Linked DNA regions of Homo sapiens: region 2 is linked to region 1. The links are chromatin contacts, found by Hi-C or POLR2A ChIA-PET in ENCODE. All regions are on one chromosome and are shown on one strand. Each heading gives the region's core, a stretch centred on a gene start or an enhancer-like site at or near the end of the contact. The rest is flanking DNA. Distances are from core to core; before and after follow the strand shown.

The links. A loop is a pair of places that touch in the nucleus more often than their neighbours do. ChIA-PET counts read pairs that join two places held with the same protein, here RNA polymerase II (POLR2A).
Region 2: a map of PC-9 shows a loop between it and region 1 (2.0-fold over the local background). The contact joins two enhancer-like sites. A Hi-C loop is called at or near these places in 1 of 168 maps with a recorded cell type or tissue (PC-9). POLR2A ChIA-PET finds 5 or more read pairs at or near these places in 2 of 52 experiments (H1 and PC-9).

What each region holds. Positions count from the first base shown.
Region 1 is chr2:147,098,659-147,101,367 of GRCh38, reverse strand. No RefSeq gene overlaps it. Among named protein-coding and RNA genes, the nearest start is that of LINC01911, 260 kb to the right of the region's middle. Within about 2 kb of position 1,332, at least 3 of the 41 ENCODE cell types and tissues checked have a DNase peak (open chromatin) inside an H3K27ac peak, as active enhancers do; they include PC-9, where a contact is called at or near this core.
Region 2 is chr2:147,277,322-147,280,030 of GRCh38, reverse strand. No RefSeq gene overlaps it. Among named protein-coding and RNA genes, the nearest start is that of LINC01911, 440 kb to the right of the region's middle. Within about 2 kb of position 1,355, at least 3 of the 41 ENCODE cell types and tissues checked have a DNase peak (open chromatin) inside an H3K27ac peak, as active enhancers do; they include PC-9, where a contact is called at or near this core.

The sequences.
Region 1 (2,709 bases), core at 83-2,582:
GAGAAAATGGTTTTGGGAGACAGGGGGAGAACTCTTGGACCTATAGCAGGAGTGGCCAACCTATAGTCTCTATATGACTCGCAAGTTAAGAATGTTTTGCATTTTTAAATAATTAGAAAAAATAATAATAAAAATTTTGTGACACGTGAAAATTTTATGAAATTCAAATTTTGGTGTCCATATATAAGGTTGTTTCAGAACACAATAATGCTCATTTATTGTATTGTCTCTGTCCACATTGGTAGAGTTGAGTAGTAGTGACACAGGTAGTTGGGGCCAGCAAAGTATAACATATTTATTATCTTGCCCTTTACAGAAAAAGTTATCCAACCCCTGGCCTCTGAAAAAGGATTAAGAAAGAGGATTGAACTCCACATTCATCCTTTAAAAACTGAAACAAAATAGCAACTGTAGAGCAGCAGCCTGTAGTGGATGACAGAGAGCTAAGGCTCACAGGTTTGTAGATTGGATTCACACTGGTCAGAAGAAAGGAAAGGGAAATGACACATCTGGCCATGAAAGGAGAGGGTTGAAGCATTCTGGGGCTCAGTCCTGGCAATGCATGGATGCTACTTCCTCAAGTGACAAGCAGTCTGTGTTTTATGCTAAAATGGTAATAGAAGGTATTGGAATTCTTTAGTGACAAGTGATGGAAATCCTACTCTAAACCACAAAAAAATGAATTGTCTCATATGTCAGATTTCAGGGGCTAGAGCTCATTCTCCAGGCCTTGCTGGTCTGTGTAACTTCATTTTGCAAGCATGCTGTTTCCATGTGGCAGGTAAGATGGTTGCCAGCCTCAGGCTCATAGCTGTTTTGTTTAGAATAGTCTTAGTGAGGGCTTGGCATGGTTCACATACTCATTCCTGAATCACTTCTTGAGGATGAAATGAGAATAGAGAATTCTGTTTAGCAAATCTAGGTGGCCACAGGGAGTGGATTCTGAGCTGGAAAAAGGGTTTCTGTTACCAGAAGAGTGGCTAAGGTTCTGGACAAAGACAATAGATATCTGCTTCAGTGAGATGGTGGTGGAGAAGTAGCACTGGTGCTGCTAGCAGAAGGATGGATGTGGCATCTTGGGCAGCGTCACCAGCACTAAAAATGCAACATCATTTGGCGTGGTTGGGCAGTACCTCAGTAGGTGGGTGGGCCAAGAACTCAAATATAAAATAGAGACTGGCTGCATGTCATGAGCTGTTTTTGAGATCACGCACATACACTAAAACTAGGAAAGGGGCCTTGGATAAAGCCTGAAGTCACAGGGAAGTCTAGCAACAATTTCAGATATGTGATTATGAAATCCTTTCATATAGCCTCAGGCTAAAGTAGTTTGGAGAAATACCTGTGACACAGAGATGAATGTGGCTGGGGCTCTCACAAAGTGCAATCTGTTTCGCTTAGTCTAATGGGTAGAAACACAGATAAACAGCTATAATTCAATCAAGTTTAAGTGCCATAATGGAGTTATATGGTGAGATCTTAGAAGGTATAACAGAGAAGATAGTGTTTGGGTTGGGTCTTCTGGAACAGTTACCTAGAAGGTCAATCAGGAAAAGTCATTAGGCAGATAAAACAGTATGTGCAAAGCGATGTGAATTTCAGAGAGCAAGTAACAAGTAGCTCAGTGTGGCTAAAGAGGAAAAGGTTGAACTATTCCGCAATTACTTTTGCAGCAACGTAATAACATTTATTGAAATACACACTGTCCAGGCACTACTCTAGGTGCTTTAAGTCTCTGTCTTGTTTTATATATACCATAACCCTGGCTATGGTAAAGCCAGAAGTTGAGGTTAGATATTCAAAAGAGGGGTGCAGGATGATTAAGGCTTCTTGTTGGGGAAAGTGGTTGGAGAGTAATATTTTTAATGGGAGCAGAGATTAAAAGAATAGGCATCTGATTATTAGGGAAGGTAGTAAGTTCAGATTTGCAAAATTTTAGTTTGTGATGCCTCTGTGATAATCAAGTGGCAGTGTTTAATTGGCAGCTAGAAATATGGATCCAGCTCTTAGAGAAGTATTTCAGAAACTTTCCATCCACTTTTCTTTTGCTTATCCCTGGGAGCTCAAAAAAACCACTGTAATTGCTCATTATAAAGCTTGAGAATTTCTCTAGACCTATTTCCTCTGACTATTTACAGCATACATTTTTTATTCATTAGCCGTCCTGACTACTCCTGCTCCTTTAATTTAGTATGGAAATATCTGTATGATAATCTCTCATCCTGGATCTGAACAACAGCTTTTGCATTAGCCACTCAGTGTTATGTTGCAATTCTTTGCTTATTCCTTGGATTTAGCAACCTAGCCTTTTTCTTGTCTCCTGGATTGGACTTTGGTCTTCTGTAGATTCTATTTTTAAAATCTGATCAATGGCCAAAATCATCACAAAGGTGACTATTATTCTACCTTTTTTACCATCCATTATTTTTCCTAGGCTTCCATGGGTAAGGGAACAATAGCTAATATTATATATTGAGAATAATAATTGAAGTCCCATGAGTGTTTCTAGTATGATACATGGGTCACCTACTGCATCAGAACCAACAGGAGAGCTTGTTAAGAAAGAAAGAAAGAAAGAAGGAAGTAAGGAAGGAAGGAAGGAAAGAGAGAAGGAAGGGGAGGGGAGGGGAGGGAAGGAGGGAAGGAGGGAGGGAGGGAGGGAGCGAGGGAGAGTGGAAAAGAAAGAAAGAAGGGAAGAAAGAGAAAGAA
Region 2 (2,709 bases), core at 106-2,605, 180 kb before region 1:
TTTGGAAAGCCAGAACTCAACAGTGGTGTCATAATTCAGTTGCAAGCCCTGCTTTTCAGAGGAAGATTAGTTAGTACATATAATTAGCCTCATTAGCTGTGAAAGATTATTTTAAATATATGTTTATGCATGATCAAAAGTCAAGCCTTTCATTGCTAATTCATGATATGGTTTGGATACCCAACAGAGATTTCTTCTCAATGGATATTTAAAATGTGATCTTTTATGGCCGGGTGCGGTGGCTCACGCCTGTAATCCCAGCACTTTGGGAGGCCAAGGCAGGCAGATTGCCCGAGGTCAGGAGTTCGAGACCAGCCTGGCCAACATGGTGAAACCCTGCCTCTACTAAAAATACAAAAATTACCCGGGTGTGGTGGCACACACCTGTAATCCCAGCTACTCAGGAGGCTGAGGCAGGAGAATTGCTTGAGCCTGGGAGACAGAGGTTGCAGTGAGCCGAGATCATGCCACTACACTCTAGCCTGGCCAACAGAGCGAGACTCTGTCTCTAAATAAATAAAATAAATAAAATGTGATTTTTCTTTCTTTCATTTTTTTCCTGAGACAGGGTGTTGCTCTGTTGCCCAGGCTGGAGTGCAGTGGTGTGATGTTGGCTCACTGCAACCTCCGCCTCCCGGGTTTAAGTGATTCTTCTTGTGCCTCAGCATCAAGTAGCTGGGATTACTGGTGAGCACCACCATGTCCATCTAATTTTTTTTTTCGTATTTTTTAGTAGAGACAGTGTTTCACCATGTTGGTCAGGCTGGTCTCAAACTCCTAGCTAGGCTCAGGTGATCTACCCGCCTCAGCCTCCCAAAGTGCTGGGATTAGAGTCATTAGTCACCGTGCCCAGCCTAAAATGTGATCTTTTTAATCACTATATTAAGCTTTACATAATGCAGATGTTAGTCATGCCTCAGGAATTGAGGTTAGGTCCTCTGGACAATGCTAGATGCTGAGAATTCTTCACCTGTGCTGCAGTCAGACTCCAGTCACCTGCTACTGTGATTGGGTTCCTAAAATATATGACGCAGGAGACACTATTTAAATATACTCTTTATTTTTGACTAAGGCTTTAGCTAAGTCTTGTCCCTTTTGTCTGCTGGCCTTTCAAGGTGAAGTGGGCTCAACAATAAAAATAATCTCTAAGACCTCTTTGCTAAGTATATGTATGAGAAACATTGGCCAGGTTCTTAGTTGTAGGCAACAGAATCTGACCTAACAAGTTTAGTTGGAAAGGGATTTATGATAGTTCACAAAATTATTGGGAAAGTTAAAAGTACAGACTCTAGGCTGAGCTTCTGGGAACGATGCCCAGAACCACACTGAAAAACTGGCTTGCTAAGGAAGCTGCTGCTGCCATTGGCCTCAGAACCCCAGTGCTTCTGCCACAATCAGAAGGATGTTGCATTGGGCAAGTGTTGTCACTGCTATTGGCCTCAGAAGAACCAAACACCCCTGCCACGATGCTGTTTGAGAGCAGTTTTCAAAGTGTGGTCCCTGAACTAGCAGTATCAGCATCACCTGGTAACTTGTTAGAAATGCAAATTCTCTTACCGTGCTCCAGACCTATGTAATCAGATACTCTGGGCATGAGGCCTAATGATGTGTGTTTCTGATACAGGCTAAAGTTTGAAAACTACTGCTATGTGAAATTGTTCAGTTTATTTCTCCAAGTCTTGCACACATGCAGGTGTATCTGCTTGGCAGAACATAGGTCGTGCAACAAACTCTATGACAGGATACTGGGAAAAGAAGTCTGTAGCAGTACTTCTCAAAATTTAGTATGTATCTAAATCACCTGGGGATCATGTTATACTGCAGATTCTGATTATTAGGTCTGTAGAACAATGCCAACAAGATCACAGGTGATAACAATACTCTTGATATGTGGACCACAATTTGTATATAGAGAGCCTGTAGAATAGAAACAATGCTGAAAGAGAGGTTGGGGGATTGCAACTCATCCAATATGCAATATCTTCTACCCAACTTGTCTTTTAATAAAAAACCTATAACCTCCAAAATTTGCAAGAGGAAGAGATCCTCCACATGGGTAGGGGCCTGATGAATTGAATCGTCACATATTTCCCTGCCTTTACTTGAATTAGGAATCCATTATCCCCTTTCTTGGAAAACTTTGAGGTATCTGGGTACTGTATTTTAGAAGAGAGGTTGGATATTTTTAAAGCCTAAATTAAGCCAGACTTGGCGCATAGTTCTCGACCTTTTTCTCTGAATCTCTTTGGTCTTAGAAGACTGCATCTTAATCAGAAAATAAGCCTTATACACTCAACAACATGGTCTTGCCCAGGCTCCTGTTGTGACTGCCACTGTTGAGTTCCCACCTGCCAAGAGAGCCTAAAGTCAAGTATTGATATGGGAGCAATTCCTGGAGGCTTCATCTGTCTACCTGGTAGCCAGTTGATTACATTTGATCTCTTCCTTCATGGCTAAAGGAGTGCTTTATTTTCTTAGGAATATTCTCAAATTTCAGGAACAGGTTTTTCTTTCTTGCCTGGAGGACTTCAGAGAGCATTACCACTTTTTGACTTACATTTATGCCTTATCATGATATCCCACCTAACATTACCTCCAACCAGAGAACCTTTTACAGAAAAGAAGTGTAACTGGTCTTATGATATGCCCATTATCTGAAACTGTGGCTGTGCTCTAGAAAGGAATGTCAAGGAGGGCAAAGAGAACTAT